Linked DNA regions of Homo sapiens: region 1 is linked to region 2. Evidence: chromatin loops called from intact Hi-C (ENCODE). Cell type or tissue: HepG2. All regions are shown on one strand. Each heading gives the region's core, and the rest is flanking DNA. Links, peaks and the distances in the headings are about the cores only.

Region 1 (4,406 bases), core at 294-4,293, 63 kb before region 2:
CTAGAGCTAGCCTAAGAAGATATGTGATTCCACAATTTTTATAGTCACCTATATTGCCCTAATGATTTGTTGCTACAGCTATGTGATTTTCCAAAGCCTGGCCTTCTACCTGCATTTCATGTCATGCTGTCAGTTGAGGTAAGGATTAGACATGTCTCATTTTCTCTAGACAAGAAAATTATTCCTCTGTTCCTTCAAAGTATGGACCAGCCTAATCTCAGAAATGTATTCGATTGCTACTTTTCTGATCACTTGCAGGACCAATTAGCCAACAATTAGTTTTTTCATTAAGAAACAGATAGCATACTTGAAACAAGATAATTTGAGGAGTGCTTCCTTATAAAGAGGTAATTCACAACTGTAGCAATGGAAAGAAGCTACAAACGTTATACATTAATGAGAGATATAACTGTTACCACTCCTGGACCCAAAGACACAATAGAAGTAATAAATTGCCTGAATTCTGATGGAGAAAGTAGTTGTATTAAGGTTTTAGGTCACACACACAAACACACTGGGTGGCTTAAAAAAACCAAAATATACTGTAACCATTCTGGAGGCTAGAAGTCCGAAATCAAAGAGTCAGCAGAGCCGAGCTCTCTCTGGAGATTCTAGAGGAGAATCTACCCTTGCCTCTTCCTGGCTTCATGAGGTTGTACAGGAACATGTTTGATGTTCTTTGGCTTATAGCTGCATAAGTACAATATCTACCTCCATCTTCACATGGCTATCTTCCCTGTATTTATTTATGTCTCTGTGTTTTTTTCTCTTCTTATAAAGACAAGTCATATTGAATTTAGGGCCCGCCATATGCCAGTATGACCTCATTTTAACTAATTACATTTACAGAGATGCTACTTCCAAATTAGGTCACATCTGGAACTCTGAGAAGCACATAAATTTTGTTTGGGTGGAAAGGGGAGTGACTACTACGCAACCCAATACAATTATATAGAGTATGTGCTTGAAAGGAGCTTTATCCTTCATACAAGTGATACAACTAACTTGAGTTGACCTAGGAATGATGAAGCTTGGAAAATAAATATGCTGATTCTACTCTTTCACTCCATCTAGATCTCTTGCCAGACTTCACATTGACTAGAATCTAGAAGACATAGAGCCCATTTGTCAGACACTTGGGCAGAAAGCCAGGTGGAGGGAGGTATTAAGTGAATCTTAAAGAGCAAAAAATATTCATCACATGCCTAAAGGCACCCACAGAAGTCTAAATAAACTTACTAGGTTTCTAAACATTATGAAAAGTATACAAAAATTAAGTACCCATTGTAATAGAATGATAAAAGTAGGGGGATATTGTCTAAACTTCAAAAGCACAGAATTTTAAAATTGCTATTGATAGAATTTGTCCATCTTTACTCTAAAATTTTATTTGCTCTTTATAGTCTCAAGAAGTAGAAAGTGATAGATACTAGAGAGAAAAGATGTTTAAGAAAAGACTATTAAATTAACATATTTTGAAAGTCTAATCATATGGAAGGCCACTAATGTTATAGGTTAACTGAAAAACACAATTAATTTTCTGGGGATGCTTAGGAGTAATAAAGTGACTATCATCCCTCTTTGGGAATGACAGAGACAAGACATTTGAAAACTGATTATGAAAACATCTTCATGAGTTCTTATCTTCCAGTCAAATATAACTATATTTTGGGGAGCCTTTTCAAAATGATGACTGATATGGCTTAGAATAAACCAAGCTCCTATTATCCAAAGTGAATGAGCATTTTCAACAGAAAAAAAAATCATTAAACTATTTATTCATTAAAAGGAAAACAATAACATTTAAGTTAAGATGATGTCAATGCAGGAATCTCTATTGTATCATCTCTCTATACATGAAAATATTATTAGAAAACTACTCAACAATGAAGTACTCATATCAGCACTGAAAATTTAGACTAGCAGTCTTACATTCACCAGTGTCAAGGAAGAATGTCTACTAGGAGCAAGATTTAGTGGCCTCTCTTTGTATACTTCAGCCTCTGAATTAAAACACCAATTAACAAAACTAGCCTTAGGCTCTGCTTATCCCCATTTCTTACCTTAACTGAAAGTCAAGGCTGTGTTTCAGTCAGAAACCCGGTAAAGGAATACTGCTTTCCTAAGTATCCATTGCCCCACCGCATTGCCCTGCCGGGACTCCCTCCCTCTCTACATACATTTAGACACTACACATCTCATGACTGGGATAAAAGAGAACAGATATTGACATTTGGCATTCTCAAGTCAGAACGCTTTCATCTAAAGCACTGTAGCTGACAGAGAGGAATAAAAGTCATTTATAATGTGTGTGATGTCTGTGTGCACACTTTCCTGCTCTGCAAAGATCAAAGGGAAGCTATATTATCAGGGACATAAATTATCCTCCTTATTGTCAGAAATTATGTAAATAGCCTTAATTTAAGCATAAAAGTTTATAATGTCATACACCAAAACAACTACAAAGGTCACTGGAATGTATATAGTTTAGTTTTAAATTTTTATCACAAATGTTTGTATTTTCAAGTCATTTTACACTATTTCTATATATTTTTTGTTAAGAAAAAGAAAACACATTTGAAATGAAAGAAATGGAAAAAAAGAAACGCAGAAAAGAAGAAAGCAAAAATAAAAGATTTAAAAACTGCTGTCTGAATATATTATTGAATTTTTGTAGCAGTGGTTGAACAGACCAGTGAATTCATAATAACCCTCATAACATAGAACATAATTTTTGAACTTGTACCTTAAAACAAGAAAGTTGTGCCAGTGTTTGTATCTTAATTCTCTGATATTTTGCTCACAACCTAGTAACTGCATGCCTTCTGCTACACAGACTGTAGTTTCCCAGCACTACACTACAATGTATTTTAGCTTCAAGTGTGATGCTATTTTTGTTTTGTTTTGTTTTTTCAGCCAAGCTAACATATTTGAACCTTACTTATTTGAAAACCAGATGTTTCTCTAATGCTTTAAGACTTAGTTCAACCGGCGCGGTAGCTCAAGCCTGTAATCCCAACACTTTGGGAAGCCGAGGTGGGTGGATCACTTGAGGTCAGGAGTTTGAGACCTCGGCCTCCCAAAGTGCTGGGATTACAGGCGTGAGCCACCGCGCCTGGCCTGTAATTAATACTATTTTGAATTTATGTGCAATGACCAGATGTACATACACAGGTGAGAGAGTGTTTAACCCTGCCTCTAAAGGAGGAGAAAAGATTTAACCAAAGAAATAATATTAGAATTAACTCTTGAAGGATTCATGCACCCATTTATTTGTTTATGCACTCTTTTTATAAGAACTCCTATGTTCTCTTTTTTGAGAACCCCTATGTTCCAGGCATTGGGATAAGTAATAAAGATATAATTTCCCTGATCTATTACAATCTAATATAGGAGACAGAAATGACTTAAGTAATCTTCTTAATGAATATATACAGTGTAAAGCATATTATATGAAGACAAAGAATGTGCATCCATAAAAACATGTAAAATGATACACAAAAGTACCCCAAGAAACTGTTGCTTAAGCATGCTAGAGTTAATTAGGCAGAGGGAAGGATGAAATTTTAAAAAGAAAATTTTATATACAAAGACTGTTTGATATAAGGAAGTAGGACACACTCAAAAACTGATTTTTAAAAACCACCAAAACCACAACAAAAAGCCTTATAGTGGAGCGGAGTACTGAAGGAGGATAATACAAGGTGGGCTGAAACCCTAGTCAAGACCAGTTAGACAAGACTTGTAGGCCATGTTAAAAACTATATAATAACAACAGTGAACACCATTGAGAGGTTTTAAATGGAATTCTACTGCTCTAAGAAAATAATTTGGCACAATCCTGACATGAAAGTAAGAATGCAAGTGGCATATTCAGAGAAGGGGAACTAGGTGAATATAACTAGAGGAAGTTGGAGATTTGGAGATGACCAAGACATCCTTGACATTCCTCTCCCAGCAAGTTGAGAAAACTTTTAGACAAGCTTCTTACTGATTTTAGGCCCCTGGCCAATTTTTTTAGAGCACTTATTTAAAAAACCTGTCATTGTAAGTTCTTTCTCTGCCCCTTGGACATGTGAATATTTTTAAAAGCTCCTTGTCAATTTTTTTCAATGCAGCAATGTCATTCCTTGATATGTGATTATCAAGGAAGAAAACACCCCTATCTCAGTTTCTGTGGGAGGGTAGGAGCCTAAATTTAGCAGGTTCCTTGCTCCAAGTTGTAAAAACTATTCCTGTCATGAAGCTATGAGAAAGTTAAATTTAACTTTGGGTAAAGCCATTGGTAAATATAGATGGCCTATGACCCCTCATCCCCAGCCCAGCTCTTAAAAGCTCTCCAGGCCCGTGTTTTAGTAGAGTTGAGCTTGAAGTGAGTTCAGGCCTTTCTCCACTATTGTGATTGT
Region 2 (4,406 bases), core at 230-4,229:
TTGGGAGGCCGAGGTGGGTGGATCACGAGGTCAGGAGATCGAGATCATCCTGGCTAACATGGTGAAACCACGTCTCTACTAAAAATACAAAAAATTAGCCAGGCGTGGTGGCGGGCCTGTGGTCCCAGCTACTTGGGAGGCTGAGACAGGAGAATGGCGTGAACCTGGGAGGTGGAGCTTGCAGTGAGCCGAGATGGCGCCACTGCACTCCAGCCTGGGCGACAAAGCGAGACTCCGTCTCAAAAAACAAACAAAACGAAACAACAGAAAAAAAAGATGTCAGATATTTATATCTTGTAGAGTGAAAGAAGGAAGAGGGATTCAAACAGGGAAAGTATAATAAATAAGAGATACATGCACATGGATGCATCCTCTTAGTTGGGGTGGGGGTTGTGGTGAGGGTAGTCTACTGGCTGTGTTTCTTTGTTACATAGTTTGAGGAGAAAGTCAAAAGCTTCCCTGATGTGGGAACCCTGATGAAACCCCAATGCATAGGTTTTCTCATTTATATGAATCCTTCAGTGTATATCCTAGAGCTGGAACCTAACAGATCCTCATTAAATATTTGCTGAATTTGTTTGCTTTCCATTTGTGATTTTATAGAATTACCTAAATGTTTTGGAATCTATAATCATGGTGAAGATAATGTCAACACTACACTAAAATTAACATTTTGAATTTGAAAAATGAAACTGTCTTGAGAAGGCATTATATGTACCATCATTATGTCTAGATCTACATGTGAAGGTTGAGGAAAGAATACTTGGTTTGCACTAGGCAGTATCGCATATAACAAAATTGAATATGCATGACAGTCTTATGTAAAACGTCTTGTACCCATTTTACAGATGAGTTAATGACGAAGTTCCTAATTTTTTTTTTTTTTTTTTTTTTTTTTTGAGACGGAGTCTCGCTCCATCGCCCAGGCTGGACTGCAGTGGCATGATCTTGGCTCACTGCAACCTCCGCCTCCGGGGTTCACGCCATTCTCCTGCCTCAGCCTCCCAAGTAGCTGGGACTACAGGCGCCCACCACCATGCCCAGCTAATTTTTTGTATTTTTAGTTGAGACGGGGTTTCACCGTGTTAGCCAGGATAGCCTCGATCTCCTGACCTCGTGATCTGCTCACCTCGGCCTCCCAAAGTGTTAGGATTACAGGCATGAGCCACCGCGCCCGGCCGGAAGTTCCTAATTTATTTAAGGTTGCTGTCTTAGTCCATTTGTGCTGCTACAACAGAATTATCACAGATTCAAAACAAATGCTGCATCTTTACATGGTGGAAGGCTTGGAAGGGGCAAACTCAACCACTTAAGCCCTTTTATAAGGTTCTAAGCTACTCCTGAGGGCAACGGCCTCATAGCTTAATCATCTCCTAAAGGCCTCATTCTTAATGTTGCATTGGGGATTACATTTTCACATACATTTTGGAGGGGACAAATATTCAAACCACAGCAGTTATATAACCCTTCAATAGGTAAGACTAACATTTAAATTCAATCTTGTCAGACTCCCTAGTTTAGCCCTTTCCACTAAATAAACTATGCCTGTAAGAATGGAATTTAAATCTCTGTTGTTCATATTTCACATTTCTAATGGCTTACAACAGGTTACTATTGAAAAAAATCTATGGTCATATTAAACACTTGAAAATATTCTAAAAATTATGCTAAGCCACATTTTAAAGTCAATTATATAACTATACCTATATCTATCTATATATCTCCAGAAATTTTGTCTTTAGTTTTCTTGTAAACACGTTTTAAATTAAGAATAAAAGACAAAGAAAAACGTAATTTGAGTATTATTAAGTTCTTAATGCCTGAATATACCTTGATATTCCTTGAAATTTTGAAACTCAGGAGGGTAATGTATCTAGGCATAATTCTTTTTTAAAAGTCACTCACACCTGGTTCTATTTTCAATGTATTGGGTTTTATGAATTAGTTTTTCACAAAAAGCACTTATGCCTAAATTTATTCTGCTCTAAGTGCAGACATCCCTAAGGTTCATAGTGAATATGGCATTATAGCAATGGTTTGTGTTATGATTAAAGCAAATTATTCTTATATGCCATCCATTTAAACAGTATAATATCCATTTCATGTTCTGGAAGTAATTTTTAGTAAGTATTTTTGCCATATCCATTAATGGTGAAGCAATAGAAAACACCAATGGAGACTTAAACATGTCTGGATTTGAATTTCCCATTAATATGGCATTTTAATGACAGATAGCATCATGCCTGTCTCTAGTGAGGGGTATTTCTTACTTTGTCAATGAGATCATATTTCTGTGCTTGTAACACATAAGCACAAGCTTGTGCTTCTATAATAAAAAAATTTTAAAATCTAGACAGCATATAATTTAAACCAGTATTTCCAAAAGTGTATTCCTTTACTTGTTAATAGGTTTCTTCCCCCTACCCTCAGCAAGAAAACCTTAAGTGGCCTACTGTTGGTTGGACCCTTTGTTTGCGAGTACAAAAACTCCAACCAGGAAGGAGAGAGATCAACCAGAGACTCACAACTCTCAGCTGATTTGCTATTTCTGTCTTTGATTCTCTCTGTTAGGTTGTCTACATTCTTTCTGGACAGTTCACAGCAATGGTGATAGTGAGCTCCAAATTTATATCTTAGCATTTGCAACCAGCACAGATAAAGGGCCTCACCAAATCAATGTAGAAAACATGTTGAAGGACTTTGATCTAGCTTGGCTCATAGGTTCATTACTAAGCCAATCCTTGTGCCATGGAATATAGATACTTAGTCCCACCCCTGTGGCCAGTGGGGAGACAGCTATAATCAGAAGTAAGTTTGGGGAAATGGTGTTAGCAAAGGTATAACAAGAGTCAAAACATTTGAACAGGTCTCTGTACTGTTTGCCATCTCAGAGTCTTCAATACGCTAATATGAATCATAAATCTGTACACAAGGAGGACATTATGTGCAATGCTTCTAAACATTGGAATACAGAAATTTCTTAATGGGCCATCCTGTGAGATTAATGTGTTATATGGATACAAATGTACCACATAATCTTCTTTAGTTTCTGTTATTGATTGAACAGTCTTCATGAACTACCACTGCTGAGTGGAAGGCCTGATTGAGGTGTACATTTATAGAATGAGTGAGTATGTGAATACGGTAACTTTAACTGCCAATCAAAAATACCTCATATTTTTCAAGTTTAGTTTCTACTTATAAATTTGTCTCTCTTGGTGTAATGTACAATTAGTTAAATTACCTCTCGCTCCTCCTCAAGTGGGCCTCTGGCTACATGGTTAAGGATGGAGTTGTTTATGTGTTATGATGTCTGTGCTTTTTCCTCTGGATGCTTGCCATCCTGTGCTATGAAATGTATGTTTGGGCCCCTTGGCTCCCTTCACTGAGGTTTGCTGAGGTATAGCTTGTAACCTTAGAATTTATTCGGCCCAGGTAGGGCTTTTTGCCCTTCTTTTGCTAAATGGTTTTACCTCAGCTCTTGCTAGTAGTACACTCCCACCTAATACCAAAATGTCTTGCATTCAGTCCTTGGCCAAGGCTTTCTTTTCCAAATTAAGGGCAATCTCTCCATTTGCCATGCTCCCTCATGGTCCCAATTTTGATTGTTAACTAATGTGATTCCTTTTCCTATGTGATATCATCCCCCACATCATCCCCCAAGGAGTGTTAATATAGTCTACCCTAAATATCTGCTAGAAATATAAATGAAGCCACAAATCTGAGACACATATGTAATTTTAAATTAAAAGCAACATTTTTTTTTGCTGTTGTTTTTTGTTTTTTGAGATGTAGTCTTGCTCTGCTGCCCAGGCTGGAGTGCAGTGGTATGATCTTGGCTCAATGCAACCTCCACCTCCCGGGTTCAAGCAATTCTCCTGCCTTAGCCTCCTGATTAGCTGAGATTACAGGCACCTGCACTACATCCAGCTAATTTTTGTATTTTTAGTAGAGACAGGGTTTCATCATGTTGGCCAGGCTGGTCTCAAACTCCTGACCTCAAGTGATCCACCCGCATCGGCCTCCCAAAGTGCTGGGATTACAGGCGTGAACCACCATACCCAGCCAAAAGCCACACTTTTAAAAGGAAAGTGAAAAAGTAAAAGTAATGTTAACATGATTTTATAATTAAATAACATGTTAAAATATTAATCCAATACATTCAAAATATTGTCTTTTTATATGCAATCCACAAAAATATTGAGATTTTTTTTTTTTTTTTTGGACTGAGCCTTCAAAATCTGGTGCATACTTTGCACTCACCACCTAGTTCAACTCTAGTGCCCAACAGCCACAAACCTTTAGCACCTACCATCTTGGACAGCACAGCTTAGGGCATGTGTCACCCAATCACAGTAAAGCAGATGCTCCCACACAGGATTTGAGTCTCAAGACAGTGGTATAAA

What was found. Hi-C counts contacts between places; a loop is a spot of excess contacts. Peaks named below come from ENCODE experiments on the same cell type or tissue, not always from the same donor. Only the 100,000 strongest peaks of a DNase experiment are listed, where the experiment ranks them.
Region 1: a loop joins it to region 2, with 2.9 times the contacts of the local background. A loop is called at or near these places in 2 of 110 quality-filtered maps.

The regions. Positions count from the first base shown.
Region 1 is chr11:90,446,290-90,450,695 of GRCh38, reverse strand. All of the region lies in intron 1 of DISC1FP1 (DISC1 fusion partner 1), which reads right to left. Among named protein-coding and RNA genes, the nearest start is that of MIR4490, 110 kb to the left of the region's middle. In HepG2, for the core only: no CTCF peak of the experiment used is centred there; a DNase peak (open chromatin) is centred at 2,245.
Region 2 is chr11:90,383,168-90,387,573 of GRCh38, reverse strand. All of the region lies in intron 1 of DISC1FP1 (DISC1 fusion partner 1), which reads right to left. Among named protein-coding and RNA genes, the nearest start is that of DISC1FP1, 130 kb to the right of the region's middle. In HepG2, for the core only: no CTCF peak of the experiment used is centred there; no DNase peak of the experiment used is centred there.